2 separate regions of the Homo sapiens genome follow, and region 1 is linked to region 2. A link is an interaction called in ENCODE POLR2A ChIA-PET data of the cell type or tissue named here. Cell type or tissue: PC-3. All regions are shown on one strand. Each heading gives the region's core, and the rest is flanking DNA. Links, peaks and the distances in the headings are about the cores only.

The links. Peaks named below come from ENCODE experiments on the same cell type or tissue, not always from the same donor. Only the 100,000 strongest peaks of a DNase experiment are listed, where the experiment ranks them.
Region 1: POLR2A ChIA-PET joins it to region 2 with 5 read pairs; 1 of 35 experiments calls an interaction of 5 or more read pairs at or near these places.

The regions. Positions count from the first base shown.
Region 1 is chr14:71,412,287-71,420,363 of GRCh38, reverse strand. The region is part of intron 2 of SIPA1L1 (signal induced proliferation associated 1 like 1); the gene reads right to left. Among named protein-coding and RNA genes, the nearest start is that of SNORD56B, 18 kb to the right of the region's middle. In PC-3, for the core only: no CTCF peak of the experiment used is centred there; a DNase peak (open chromatin) is centred at 3,773; H3K4me3 peaks cover 367 bases; H3K27ac peaks cover 787 bases.
Region 2 is chr14:70,632,228-70,640,304 of GRCh38, reverse strand. It overlaps TTC9-DT (TTC9 divergent transcript), which reads left to right. Exons shown (of 3, transcript NR_110071.1): 2 at 6,447-6,543. Among named protein-coding and RNA genes, the nearest start is that of TTC9-DT, 5.0 kb to the left of the region's middle. RefSeq lists an enhancer at 3,308-4,507. In PC-3, for the core only: no CTCF peak of the experiment used is centred there; a DNase peak (open chromatin) is centred at 3,904; H3K4me3 peaks cover 485 bases; H3K27ac peaks cover 1,384 bases.

The DNA of each region.
Region 1 (8,077 bases), core at 1,620-5,619, 780 kb before region 2:
AATAATGCCACCTTCATGGATTCAATCCTCCCTCTATAAATGCCTCAATGCATTTACCTATATTTCTACTAAAGGCCTTATTATGTTTGGTCATTTATTATGACCATTTCCAACTATGTCTAATTCTCCTCTAGAAAAATAACTTGATTACGAGGAGGCATTTCTTTTTCATATTTCTATCCTGGCTAATACTAAGCAAAATGTTCTCTACATAATAGATATAAAATAATTATTTGCTTAATTAACTTTTCCACTAATAAATCCAGGGAAGAAACGATGTCAACAAACACAGAATATCTACCTTATAACTACAAAAGCTTTAAGGTTTTTGTTTTGTTTTTTTGAGACAGGGTCTTGCTTTGTCACCCAGGCTGGAGTGCAGTGGTGTGATCATGGCCCATTGCACCCTCAACTTCCCAAGCTCAAGCAATCCTCCCACCTCAGCCTTCCAAGTAGCTGGGACTACAGGTGCATGCCACCATGTCCAGCTAATTTTTTTTTAAGAGATGGGGTCTCACTATGTTGCCCAGGTTAGTTTTGAACTCTTTGCCTCAAGAGATCCTCCTTGGCCGGGCGCGGTGGCTCACATCTGTAATCCCAGCACTTTGGGAGGCCGAGGCAGGTGGATCATGAGGTCAGGAGATCAAGACCATCCTGGCTAACAAGGTGAAACCCCGTCTCTACTAAAAATACAAAAAATTAGCCGGGCGTGGTGGCGGGCACCTGTAGTCCCAGCTACTCGGGAGGCTGAGGCAGGAGAATGGCGTGAACCCGGGAAGCGGAGCTTGCAGTGAGCCGAGATTGCGCCACTGCAGTCCGCAGTCCGGCCTGGGCGACAGAGCGAGACTCCGTCTCAAAAAAAAAAAAAAAAAAAAAAAAAAAAGAGAGATCCTCCTTGAGCCTTTCAAATTACAGGATTACAGGTGTGGGCCATCACCCCTGGCCCAAAAGCTTTCATTTCAGGCCAGAACAGCCCTGAAAGTCCCTACACAAAGACAGATATTTATCAAATGTTACCTAGTCAATTTCTCAAAACATTTACTTTTCAGTTGACTGGAAAAAAACACTGGTCGGTAGCAGACAAGGGTCAGTTACTGAATTAAGCTATAGACTTAAAAAAAAAAAAAACCCTGAAAGAAAACAAAGTCCGTTAGCTCTACAGCAACCATTCACTATTTAACCTACTGAACGCTCATCCAGAGTGCCAATCAGACCGTTTTAATTAAGGAAACTATTACAGGCAGAACTCAAGGCTAGTCATGTGCTGAGACAGCAACGGTTCAGGAAACACCCCTGCTCTGAGAGGCTGATATCAGGCGGAAGGGCTGCCCACCCATACCACTGTGTTTCCCTTATCATCTACTCACTGAAGACCTTGGCCCATTTTGTGCAGATGTGAGTAGTAATGGCCTTCAAGCCAAGGACATTCAACGCTACATTCTCCTGCTTATTAAAAATCTTTTCCAAAAAGATACAATAAAGCCCTCCCCGCAGGAGCACCAAAAGCTCCAGAACGTGGCATGCTGAACTTCCCCACATTTAAGACTTTACCCACCATATGGCCTTAATTTTCCATACATGGTTTTGGGGAAAGGCACTTAAATACTAGTGAAGACATTTACAACTTCCTCTTATATATAAAATATGCTGAGGGATTGACAAACATTAAAATGAAGTCCAGGTTTTAAAATAAAATCCCCATCACTGTTTCCTAAGCCCTTCGAGAAACATTAGCAATTCATGATCAACTGGCAAATGCAAGCTTCTCCCAAGCTTCTTCTCCAGTTCTGCCGTGTGACCTGCTGTCTCAGAAGCCAGGTCTTCAAAAATGCTCATGTCACCCAACTTTTTAAGTCAAATAGGGACAGTAGGGGGTGGGGCTGAGCTCTGCACAATTCCTACCCTGACCTCCAACTACATCCACATAGTTCATGTTCTCTCTTCTTTATTTTCTGATTCCTTCCTTTAGACTTTTGTTCAAATCCACTATTAGCAAATTTTAAATATATGAGACAGTCAAGAAAGTGGGCAACATGGTACCATTATAAAATTACAATATACTACTATAGACAATCATACCCATGCAGATCTGGGCCCAAAAAAATAATCAGGTATTAAGAAATAAGGCACACCCCTCCAAAGACAACTTAATTCAAATACCTCTTACCATTTGCTCCAGTAGAATGAGTTTAAAAGAGGTAACTATTTGGCATGGGCAGCTGCTCTCTTATGTTCTGGAGAACATAAAAATAAAAGCTGAGTGAGAATAAGTTGTTCCTACTGAAGAGAAAAAGGGTACAACAGCATTAGTAAATACGAAAGAGTCAGATCACCATTCTACTGGCTGATAAAAATGTTTGTTAGGCTAAAGGATTTCCTATCATTTTCTTCTTTAAGAACAAAGAAATGGGCTTTGGATAATAAAAACGTGTAACAAAATAATTCTGAAGTGACCTCAGGCCATGTCAAACTCAATTCAAACTAGTCACAGCCAAAGATGAAAGGAAGATTCTCTAATCATCCCCTAGCTACTATACATTTTTAGTATTTTTATACTGTATTATAGTTAGCATTTAGAAAATAAAACTGTCTAGCACTGTTGACCCTTCAACAATACGAGTTTGAACTGTGCATGTCCACTTAAAAGTGGATTTTTTCAATAACAGTTACACCAAGTGTGCCTGCCTCTCCTGCCTCCCCTTCCTCCTCCTCCACCTCTGCCACTGGAGACAGCAAGACCAATCTCTTCTTTCCCTCCTCCTCATCAGCTTACCCAATGCAAAGACAATGAGGATAAAGACCTTTATGATCCACTTCCATTAATGAATAGCAAATATATTTTCTCTTCTTTAGGATTTTCTTTTTTTTTTTTTTTTTTTTTTTTTTTTTTTTTTGAGACGGAGTCTCGCTGTCGCCCAGGCTGGAGTGCAGTGGCGCAATCTCGGCTCACTGCAGGCTCCGCCCCCTGGGGTTCACGCCATTCTCCTGCCTCAGCCTCCCGAGTAGCTGGGACTACAGGCACCCGCCACCTCGCCCGGCTAATTTTTTGTATTTTTAGTAGAGACGGGGTTTCACCGTGTTAGCCAGGATGGTCTCGATCTCCTGACCTCGTGATCCACCCGCCTCGGCCTCCCAATAGGATTTTCTTAATAACATTTTCTTCTCTCTAGCTTATGTTATTGTAACAACACAGTATATAATACATATAACATACAAAATGCATGTTATTCAACTGTTCATGTTATTGGTAAGGCTTCTGGTCAACTGTAGGCTACTAGTAGTTAAGTTCTGGAGGAGTCGAAAGTTACATGCAGGCCAGGCACGGTGGTTCATGCCTTTATTCCAAGCACTTCAGGAGGCCAACGGAGAAGGATCACTTGAGGTCAGGAGTTCCAGACCAGCCTGGGCAACACAGTGAGACCATGTTTCTATTTAATTTTAAAAACTGTATTTTAAAAGTGTGTTTAAAGGAAAAGAAAAAAGTATGCTTATTCAATTCAGTATTTATATTCTAGAATAATGCTGCTCAAAAAATAATTTAAAAAAGAATGATGGATTTAATAAGGTACACATAAAACTATATATATACAAGGTTGTGTGTGTGTGCATGCGTGTGTGTGTGTGTGTGTGTGTGTGTGTGTGTAGATTTTTCTTTCTTTTAGAGTATAGAAATTGTTTTAGATATCCCTTAAGTAGAGAAATAGCACTTAGGAAGGAAGTATACACTTAGAAGGCGAAGAGTCATGTCACCAACAGGTTGGGAGAACTGTTGAGTCATGGCCTCCTCCTGTGTTGCCTGAGGAGACCTGAGTAAGAATGGATGTATAACAGAAGAATCTCCCACCTGACCTATTAGAGATACTGTACCAGCATTACCAGATATCACTTCTATTAAAAGAAGATATTTCAGTGCCCAGAGGTTCAAGTTATCAAACGAAGCAACTCAATTCAAAAGACAAGGTGTATTAAAACCCATAAAAAAAAAACAAAAACCATTTTTAAGAAATCCTAACAAGTAACTGAAACCCAAAATGCTCTGTCTTGAGTCATGAGATCCATCAGTTCTTGATATTGTCTGGACTTGCATCTAGAGCTAGATTGTAAAATCTTTTTAGGCATGTGTTAGATTTCTGTGAAAACTTTGTTTAAACGTAAACCTCATACCACACTATCAGTTTCTGTGTTAATAAAACTATAGATTTATTATACTAAAAAAAAAAAGAACAAAATACAAGGGGTAGCTGTATGACACAGAAGCTAAACAAGTGCCTGGCCTCACGGTAGTATACAGAACTTAAGGTGCCTGCTCAAAACTGTCATGTTTAAGTTTATCAACCAAGAGTTATTATTAAAATACCATTAATACATCCGGGCATGGTGGCTCACGCCTGTAATTCTAACACTTTGGGAAGCCGAGGCAGGCCGATCATCTGAGGTCAAGAGCTCAAGACAAGCCTAGCCAACATGGCGAAACCTCATCTCTACTAAAAATACAAAAATTAGCTGGGTGTGGAGGCACACGCCTGTAATCCCAGCTACTTGGGAGGCTGAGGCGGGAGAATCGCTTGAACCTGGGAGTTAGAGGTTGCAGTGAGCCGAGATCATGCCATTGCACTCCAGTCTGGGAGACAGAGTGAGATCCCATCTCAAAAAAAAAAAAATAATTAAGACATTTGAGAACTGCACTGAAGGTGCACATTTCAATAACATATAGCTATTCTGGAGGGAAAAAAAAAGTATATCTAGAAAAACAGCTTCCAAGATTGAGGTAAAAATCACAGGGCACTCAATAATATGTACTGACTTTTCTTCCCTCTCGAAGTACCAGAGCAGAGCTACATTCACAGAGCATTCCTGCAGGCTGCTTGCTTCACCATTAAGCAATTCTTGGCAGTTCCAAAGATGTTATGTTTTCAAAGACAGTTTTTCAGTTGTGTTGCTATTATAAGCCTGGATTTTTCAAATGGCTAAAAATTACAGATATCTAAAAATCTTAGATTCCACCTCTATTAAAGAAGAATGATGCTGGGAACGGTCAAATAAATGTAACCCAGAAAAGTGCCCTAATGTACTTTAAAAACATTTTCAGAGATAATGATTCCCAAATTTCCCTTACTGAAATTCAAGGAAGGTCACAAATAGCAAGCCACTTTAAAAGCAGTGCTCCAATTACCCATCCCCTAAGCTCTGCACAAAGGTTTATGGAGGGGAGATGGTCAGATAACTTGACCATCCGTTATAGGATGCAGTCACTCCAGAAGAGCTGACTCCTTAGGAAATTTTCTTCTGACAAAGCAACAAATGAGAAAAACTCCAAGGTCTTTGTTTCAGCATCTGGCTGAGATCAAGGTTAAGTATAATGAAACCTATACAACCCCAGAATTTAACATATGACAGTATTTTTGGCCTGTATAAAATACGTCTCCCTTAATCTGCATTAAGCTGTTGTTTTTCTCAATAAAAGAATATCCTTTTGTAATTGTTTAAAATGTTTAAGAAATGAGTAAGCCAGTACAGTCACTCGAAGAGCAATAGTAATGCATATACCAGTATACGTCAGTCAAAGGGTAGATCATCTGATCATTTCTCAATTATTCAGGAAAAGCCTGGCACCCCAAACTATACACCAATGCATTAGAGTTAACAAGATTCTTAGAACATGGGTTGAAGTATAAGCTCTCACCTAATTTCAAGAAACATAGAGAAGATTTTAAATGCATTCACTATGGAGGGAAAACATAAACATGTAACAGAAAACCTTCTTAAGTAGCCAGAAAATTATCCAAACTATTTCATCTGCAAAGATGACAACAATGAATTCAGAAATCAATGACTAAAACTGCACAAGCATTTCCCATATTTTCCTTTTCCACTTCAAAAAGGGAAAAGCCAGTGGGCAGAAAATATCGGACATTTGATAAATCAAAATTCTGCTATAAAGAGCAGGGTTTTTTGTTTTTGTTTTTGTTTTTGTTTTTTTTCCCTGAGATGGAGTCTCGCCCTGTCCCCCAGGCTGGAGTGCAATGGCACAATCTCGGCTCACTGCAACCTCCACCTCCTGGGTTCTAGCAATTCTCCTGCCTCAGCCTCCCAAGTAGCTGAGATTACAGGTGTGTGCCACCACACCCAGCTAATTTTTGTATTTTTAGTAGAGACAGGGTTTCACCATGTTGGTCAGAATGTTCTCAAACTCCTGACCTCAGGTGATCCATCCACCTCAGCCTCCCGAAGTGCTGGGATTACAGGCGTGAGCCACAGCGCCTGGCCAAATAGCAGGTCTTCTAAGAATGACAGTTTGAGTGACATTTCCTCCCTGCAATGTGACTTTGGAACTAATCCACCAACTCACCTTATTCCATTTCAAAGTTAGTAGTATATCTTGCTTTTGAGTGCAACTTCAGGTAATCTCTCAAAACCTAGATTAAAATAATTATGAACTTTATTAGTAGTTATTTCCAAATTTTGAAAAACACACAACTATAACTCATAGTAAGTAAAAGGGGAAAAAAATCACCACTACTAATCAAATCACAATTATGAAATTTTATACTTTGTCTCTAAAACCTTCTTTAATTGGTAATCTCTTTATGTGCAGCTCAATACACATTTATTGGGCTTTTGTTTTTTAGACGGTGTTTTGCTCTTGTCGCCCAGGCTGGAGTACAGTGGCAAGATCTCAGCTCACTGCAACCTCCGCCTCCTGGGTTCAAGCAATTCTCCTGCCTCAGCCTCCTGAGTAGCTGGGATTACAGGTGTGCACCACCACACCGGCTAATTTTTGTGTTTTTAGCAGAGACGGGGTTTCACCATGTTGGCCAGGCTAATCTTGAACTCCTCACCTCAGGTGATCCACCCGCCTCAGCCTCCCAAAATGCTGGGATTACAGGCGTGAGCCACTGCACTATGCCCCGCCTCAACACATATTTAAATTTAAGCCAACCAACAGCCATTCCCACTTAAACAACAAATTCTTGCTTGGCTATTCATTCAGTCTGTCCACAGACTGCTACTCAAAGATCTCACCCTGGAAGCTGTATGTATAGAAGAAAAAACAACAACAACAACAAAGTGATTTTGATGAGTTGGTCCATCACATGCCTATGGGAATCACTATTCCAAAATACTAGTTCTCTACAGGGAGCAATTTTGTACCCACAGGTGACATCTTGCAACATCTGGTAACATTTTTGGTCATCACAAGTGAAGTGGGGGGTGGGCACACTATTGGCATGTAATACACAAAAACCAGGGAAGCCACTAAACATCTTACAATGCACAGGACAGTCCCCTCCAACAAAGAATTATCCTGCCTAAAGCGAAAATACTGGTGAGGTTTAGAAACCCTGTTCCGAAGAAACCAAACACTGCATATTTGGAAATTCCACAATTCTCACACTGCTCATTTCAGATCACCTACTAAGCTCCCACCATGGTTGTATTTCCTATGAATGCTAAGCTTATTGGTTAAAAGAATACCCACACACATGCCCAATAGTAATCATCTACAGCACATGTACCAATTTCTAAAATGTATTAAATAAGTCAGACACGTCCATAAGAGCTTCCAATAAATAATTTTAAACACTATTTCAAACTATGTAATTGCCAAACTCTGTTCCCAATCACATAAAATGGAAGCTAAGAAGAATAAAAATCATCAGAACTTAGTAGTTTCACTCACAGATATTCCCAATTCCTACTGAAGACAAAAGGGGAAGTTCCTCTTCCCAGCCTATCACCCCGGACATTAGGCCTCCCACCTTTTATTCAGCTAAATAAAAAAGCACTTCAAACAAGACTTACCAAGGGCCTATCATGCCCTCACACTATGATCTCATGTAATACGGTAGAACAGAGCTCGGTAAGACCCCGCAACAGGCCTTTCCTACACTACCATAACCAAATCGTACAAATATCAGAAGAAAACCGTGGGTAAAATAAACCTCTAAAGAAGGAATGTCCAATCTTTTGGCTTCCCTGGGCCACAGTGGAAGAAGAATTGTCTTAAGCCACACATAAAATACACTAACGATAGCTGATGAGCTTTAAAAAAATTGCAATAAAGTCTCATAATGTT
Region 2 (8,077 bases), core at 2,180-6,179:
GTTTACCTATTAAAGTGTGAGAAACACTGCTGTAGAGACTTTGGAAAATACAGTAAAGTATAAAGAACCCCCCAGTCTACACCCAGTTGTATTCTTTGTTAATATTTTGATGTAATTCCTACCAGTTGTTTCCTAGGCATCTATATTTGTAAAAAGTGCTCTTTTAGCCAACATAAGTGGTATGGAACAATATACACAATTCATTTACTGTTTGTTGTTGTTGTTGTTGTTTTCTTTTCTTTTTTATTTTTGAGTCAGGGTCTTTCTCTGTCACCCAGGCTGCAGTGCAGTGGCATGATAATTGCTCACTGCAGCCTCAAACTCCTGGGCTCAAGGGATCCTCTCACCTCTTACTTTAGCCTCCTGAGAAGTTGCAACTATAGGTGCACACCACTACCCCTGGTTAATTATTTTTTTTGTAGAGACAGGGTCTTGCAATGTTCCCCAGGCTTGCTTCCTGTGCTTTTTACTTTACATTATATGTAATTAAATATTCTTTTAAAGCCTAATTTTTAATATTCTGTACAATATTCCATTGTAAGTGGCCGGGTGCAGTGGCTCACGCCTGTAATCTCAGCACTTTGGGAGGCGGAGGTGGGTGGATTACCTGAGACTAGAAGTTCAAGACCAGCCTGGCTAACATGGTGAAACCCCATCTGTACTAAAAATACAAAAACCAGCTGGGCATGGTGGTGGCTGCCTGTAATCCCAGCTACTTGGGAGGCTGAGCAGGAGAAACGCTTGAACCCGGGAGGCAGAGGTTGCAGTGAGCCAAGAGCGTGCCATTGCACTCTAGCATGGGCCGCAGCGGGAGACTCTATCTCAAAAAAAAAAAAAAAAAAAAAAATTCCACTGTAAGTGTACCATAGTGTACTTAAGCATTCTTCTATAGTCAGAAAGATTTTGCTATTATAAATAACACTGAGATAAAAATAATAGATATCACTTACATATAGTATTTACATTGTGCCAGGCATTGGGTTAAGCACTTAACATATAATAATCCACTGAATCTTCATAATAACTTAGTGAAATCAGTGCTATTGTTATCCTCATTTTAGACACCAAGTCACAGAGACTTGCCTGAGATTACACTGCTAATGAGTAGTGGAGCTGGGACTTAAACCCAAGAAATTTGGCTCCAGAATCTATGCTCTTAACTATCTTTATACTTAAATTTTTTTCCTAATTTATTTTTTCTTACAAAACATTATTTCAAGTTTTAATAAAGTCTAGAAACACATTGTCAACTTGCTTCTCAGAAAGATTGTACTAACTTGTGCTGCCACCAGCAATATGCTAGTTTCACCACCTCCTTGCCAACGTCAAGGGTGAGCTCTTAAGAAATATTTTCTAATTTGATAAATTAAAAATGTATATAGAATTAAATGAGATAGCTCTAATTATAAAGGTGAACATTTTTCACATATACCGTTGTCATTTATAGAGAACCTAGGGCTTTTAGTTGGACACAATTTTAGCGTGCTAAATTATGTCTTGTATTTCTTTACTTTCCTAAATGCTTTGACATTTTTCATCTCATTTGATCCTCACATTATCCCTGGAGAGGGGAGATGATTCTCTGCTCACACAGTGCGTTTGCAGTGGTATCTTACAAGTGAGACATCGTATAAGTTCAGTGGTTAAAAGATTCTAGACTCAGACAAGTGTTATCTGGAATTCTATCTTGACTATTTCCTGGGCAAGTTATTCAACTTCTGAAAACTTAATTTCCTCATTCATTAAGTGGGACTACTACTTACTTCATAGGGTTGTTGTGAAGCATAAGTGCTGGACAGATGGTAACTTTAATTATTGCTCTTAAATCCTGTCACTGTTGGATCCCATAAGAATGTTGTGACAGAACTCCAGTTAATTCATAAATATTTGCCAATTGCCGGCTCTTTTTACTTTAAGGTATTGCATCAGGTAGAGCAAAGAGAAGAAATTAGAGGTTGGGCACTCCGAATTTTTGTTGTTACCAGTCCTTAAAATAACTTAGATAGGACAGGCTACAGGAGGCAAATATTGGATAAAGACCCAGGCCTGGAATTTGGCTCCTGTCAGAAATAAGACGTGAATTGGGTCACAGTGGTCACAACCATTTAAAGCTAAGAAATATTGACATGCCAAATTGCTTTTTATTTTCCCACTGTGTGCTGGCTTAATGGTGCAGTATCTCACTCTTAGATTTTGGGTTTGAGGACACGGCTCTGAGAAACATGGAACCCATGCGTTACTAACCTGTGTATGAAGCAGAACTCAACACAAGAGCTTAGTACTAGCTCCGATAAAGGCGAGCATGAACGAGGAAGGGAGGGAATATTAAGAGCGGTAGCATGGAGTGAGAGTAGAATTACTATGCCCATCTGTCCCGCTCCACAGAGTTGTCTGTGTAGGTCTAGAACCGTTCTGTTTGCTTGTTGTTAGTATACTTCTGTCTCTGTTTAAGCCACTCATTGGTAAACGTGTTTTGGCTTCCCAAAAATGGTCTTCTTCCTTCAAATGGAATTAAATAAATGCCAACAAGAATTTCTTAAACGTTCTTCCATTAACCGTTGGCCATATGCAGAGCACTATTTTAGGAAGTGAGAAAAGACCCAAATGACAGAAAATCTGAGCATGAACTTCAGAGTCAGAAACTCAGTGCTTCTCCATGCATGTTTATAGCAGCACAGTTCACAATTGCAAAGATGTGGAAGCAACCTGTGTTCCCATTGACTAATGAGTAGATAAATAAAATGTGGTATGTATATACCATGGAATACTGCTAAGCCATCAAAAGGAACGAAATAACGTCTTTTGCAGCAACTTGGATGGAGCCAGAGGCCATTATTCTAAGTGAAGTAACATAAAAGTGGAAAACCAAAAACCGTATGTTCTCATATATAAGTGAGAGCTAAGCTATGAGTACGCAAAGGCATACAGAGTGGTACTTTAGAGACTCAGAATGGGGAGAGTGGGGAGGGCCTAGGGATAAAAAAAAACAAAAACAAAACTATACATTAGGCACAATGTATACTACTTGGGTGATGGGTGCACTAAAATCTCAGAATTCACCACTATACAATTCGTGTAACAAAAAACCACTTGTACCCCAAAAGCTATTGAAATAAAAAAATACAAAAAATATAAAAAAGAATCTCAGTGCTTCTCAAACTTTAATGTGTATACGAATTGCTTGGAGATCTTATTAAAATGCAGTTTTCTGACTCTGTTAATTTAGGCTGGGGCCCGAGATTATGTTTCTTTTTTTTTTTTTTTTTTTCTTATTTTGAGACAGAGTCTCGCTCTGTCACCCAGGTTGGAGTGCAATGGCATGATCTTGGCTCACTGCAACCTCTGCCTCCCGGGTTCAAGCGATTCTCCTGCCTCAGCCTCCCAAGTAGCTGGCGCTACAGGCACATGCCACCATGCCTGGCTAATTTTTTTATATTTTTAGTAGAGACAGGGTTTCACTGTGTCTTGATCTCCTGACCTCGTGATCCACCTACCTCGGCCTCCCAAAGTGCTGGGATTACAGGCGTGAGCCACTGCGTCCGGCCCCAAGATTATGTTTCTAACAAGCTGTCAGGTGCTGCTGATATTGCTGGTCCCTGGACCACATTTTGAGAAGCAAGTGTTTAGAGGGAAGGGAGTGTAGGATACAGTAAATTCCTCTTCAAAGTTTAGCCTGTTAACTCCCTTTAAAATTCAAGAGGGAGAAAAATTGTTAAGTACAATGAGTTCTGAGTTCCTCTTCAAAGAACCAATATGTCAGTATGTTTAGCTTCCCTGTTCTTTGTTTTCCATTTTAAAGTTTAACTTCCTTGTTCTTTATGCCTCTTTGCCCCTAGTTTCAGTAAACAACCTCCTCCTAGCCTCTGTCACCTCTTTTGTCTGTAGTCATCCTTAGTCACCTGTTCTGTCCTTAGTCATTCTTAGTCATCTGCTCTGTAACCATCCTTCCCATGGAAACTACTCACCTTGCCACTCCAGCTTGTACCCTCACTCTCTTTAAAATAGGCAATTGGAATTAGCTTAGACTTTGTGGTCCAACCCTAGCCAATAGGGGAAAGACACAGAGGTAGGGACTAGCTGCGTTAGGAATAAGACCCCCTTACCCTCCCTTGTCCGGTGTGCTCTTGCCGTTGCTCCATCTGTGAGACGCAGCCTTCTATAGAAGTAAATTGCCTTGCTGAGAAAACTTTTGCCTGAGTGCTGTTTTCACTTGGCGGCATTGAGCGTTTACTTCCAACAGGAGGCTCAGTATCTTCCCTTCTTTCCTAATCTTCACCTTTTCCCAGAGAGGGGTTGTTTACAGATTGGCCAGATTCTAGGGAATCAATTGATCCATGTTTAACATGAACAGAGTTATGAACCTCCATTCAGCTTTCTCTTAGTGCAGCAGGAATAGGTAAGCTGAATCAGGGCCTTCCCTTGGGATCTGGCCATGTTTTTTCTTCCTCAAATGCATAGCTAAGTGTACATTTTTTGCTTGCATCTTGTCTAATGTGGCAGGAAAGAAAGTGAGATTTTGGTATGTCATAGGGAGACGAAGGCCCTTGTAGGCCTTTAGTATAGGCTGCTTGCTCTAACTTTGTTTTTTTGTTTTGTTTTTTCAGAGACTGAGTCTTACTCTGTCGCCCAGGCTGGAGTGCAGTGGCATGATCTCGGCTAACTGCAACCTCCGCCTCCCTGGTTCAAGCAATTCTTGTGCCTCAGCCTCCCGAGTATCTGGGATTGCAGGCACATGCCACCACGCCTGGCTAATTTTTGTATTTTAGTAGAGAGGAACTTTCACTATGTTGGCCAGGCTGGTCTCGAACTCCAGACCTCAAGTGATCCGCCCACCTCAGACTCCCAAAGTGTTGGGACTATAAGCATGAGCCACTGTGCCCGGCCTCTAACTTTGTTTTTAGAAGAGTTCTACACTAAGAAATTGGGCATTTATTCAGGTAACTGTAAAGTGGTATTTTAATTTCTCATCTGTCAGTGGCACATGCATATATGGATTCTTCATGAACCTCATGAAGCAGAAAGATGACTGGGCCACACGGCAAGTTTCTAGTACTCATGGTACTTTGGCCCAATGTCATCAAAACCTGTCTCTTGTTTCCTGACAAGCTAGCCTTGAACACACCAGTGAATCCTGTGGATGCTCACACCACTAGCGAACAGCTCATTACTGCTGAGATATGCTGGAAGATTTCCTAGAGAAGTGTGTGGAACTGTTTTGAGGGAAAGACCTTTGTATGGTCAACAGTAGAAGGCACAATGTTCCTTTACAGGCTTCAAGCATTGTGTCTGCCCCAGTTCTGGATCTTGTTTCTGCCTCTTGGAGTCTTTGACTCTTCTGCTACCCACTGGTCTTGGAAGACTGGAGGCCCCTTTCTCTCCACACTCACTCTGGAGCTTGCGTACCTTCTAAACAGATGGCTTGTGCTGCTTTGTCTCTTCCTTCAGCTCAATCTCTTGAGCATATGTGAGACATGTATTTGAATATCTTTTGTACTAAGCTAAGCTATTCAGGGTTTGGTCACATGACAACCAAATCAAAGCTGTTTTGGGGATGTTTTTCTAATTGCATCAAACATTACAATTTACCTGAAAAATTATAGCATTTTCATTAAAAGTTGTTATCCATATTCAATCTTCAAATATCCCTCTATGGGAAAGCAGGAGATTTTTGAGTATTTTGTGTCCAGATGTAGCTAATGTGAGATTCATATTTTCATTCTTTCTACCTTCTGCTCACAACCCCAACCCAACAACAAATTTCTCTATGATTCCAGAGCCTGATTCAGCCTGACCTTATTTAGAAAAATAAGGCCTTTCTACCTATCTCCATTGTCTCCTGCCACCCAATCCATTCTCTGACTGCCTCATCTCCAGTATCAGTTGAAGCCCTCCTTGGGGCCATGATATTTATTTGGATCAGCCACCAACCTTCCTTAGGACACTCTTCTTTCCCCTATTCCATGTGGTCGGGTGGAACTGTCAATCATGGTGTCCTCTAGCTCCCTACACTGCCCCTGTCACCTCCCCCCGACTTGCTAGTACCTATTCCAGGCTTGAGCCCATTATGTTATTCTATCTTCCTACACCATAGTGATTGGTTTCAGGGAGAAGCACATGGACCAAGTAGAGACAATCAGAGCTTTCTCTGAGATTTATATATATAGACATTGGAAGAGAGAAATTCTTTTTTCTATTCTTTTATACTCATTAAAACAGTTTATTAATTCTTAACTTTGTATTATGGACAAATTTAAACATACACACAAAAAAGAGTAGCATAATGAATCTTTAAGAACCTATCACCCAGCTTACACAGTTACCAACAACTAATATTTATTGCCATATGTTTAGTTTTCCAGATGTACTATTCTTATATCTCTATGCCTTTGTACTTACCGTTTCCTACATGTTTCATGTTTCTGTATTTCTCATTTGCTTGCTCTTAGAATATTAGGTGTTCCAGTCAAAGTCACCCAGATTTGCCAAAAGACCTGGCACAAATGTCACTTCCACTATGAAGTCCCACTGACTTCCATATACAAGGTTGGTGTTCATTCTGTTATGTTCTGGTAGCTCCCTTTTCATGCTTTTATACTGCATAGCACTTATTTATTCAACATTCATTCAACAAACTTCTATTGAAATATTTCACGTTTTAGGTGTTGGAGATCAATGAATTAAAAAGGCAAAAATTGTCACCTTTGTAGAATGAGGGAAGACTGAAAATAAACATCATAAATAAATAAATTACATAGGCTGTTAGAATGTGATAATTGCAGTGGGAAAAGAGCTTAAGTGGAATTGGATGTGTGTGTATGTCTTCACATTTTAAATAAGGAAAATAAGATAAGCCATACTCATTACACTGCATAATGGTTATCTGCTTGCTTTTTTGTCTTTACAACTAGACTGTAGCTATTTGAAAGCAGAGATTGTGTCTTATTCTTTTTGTAGCCAAGCACCTAGTATATATATTAGCAAGCATTCTGTAATGGTTGTGGAATAAATGGAAAAAATAGAAGAATACAAGACACCAACTCTAAAGACTCTTGGTGTCAAGGAAGGTTTTTTTTTTTTGAAGTGGAGTTTCACCCTGTTACCCCAGGCTGCAGTGCAGGGGTGTCATCACTGTAACCTCCAACTCCCGGGTTCAAGTGGTCCTCCCACCTCAGCCTCACAAGTAGTTGGGATTATAGGCATGTGCCAGTATGCCTGGCTAATTTTTGTATTTTTAGTAGAGATGGGGTATTGCCATGTTGGCCAGGCTGGTCTCAAACTCCTGACCTCAAGTGACCCGCCTGCCTCTGCCTCCCAAAGTGCTGGGATTATAGGCGTGAGCCACTGCACCTGGCCTTTTTAATTTTTTTTTAAGGATAGTATAGGTACATGGGAAAAAATTCAAACAGTATTCTATATAATGGAATATATATTAAAAATACTATGTGTTCCTTCTCCCCTGGCCCCAGCCCTCCAAAATCTTTCCCAATGGCATCCACTATTACTTGTTTTTTATGTATCACTCCAGAGATAGAGATTATCTGTCTCTCTAGCTTTCAATGTAATATATCTTCAATCATAACTATTATCTTGGAAATCACTATATTTCAGTATACAGAACTGCTACGTTTTGAAATATAGCTATATAGTATGTGTTTTTATGAGTGCATCAGAATGTATTTCATCAGGCCTCAGTCAATGGCTATTTAAGTAGTAACAAAGATGTTTTGATGAACCACTTAACTAGTTGAAAAGTTAGGTTGCAGTGTGACTCTGATGCATCAAATCTTTCATATTTAACTAAGTCAGTAGCTTACCTGTCAGGGAAGAGGCCAGTCTCCACACCTCTGTGTATATCACTTAATTTCACCCATACCCATGAGGTTGTTATTCTGAGGCTCAACTTAGAAGAAGCCTGAGGTTTTCAGAGGTTCGGTAATTTGACCAAGGTCACACAGCTTGGAAGCAGGTGTGCCTTACCCCAAAGGTCATGCTTTTTGCCTCCCTTAGAGTTTTTGCTATTCCTGCAATAAAGAGGATCTCTGCAGAATGCCTGGATGATCATCCTGGATGATCTTTG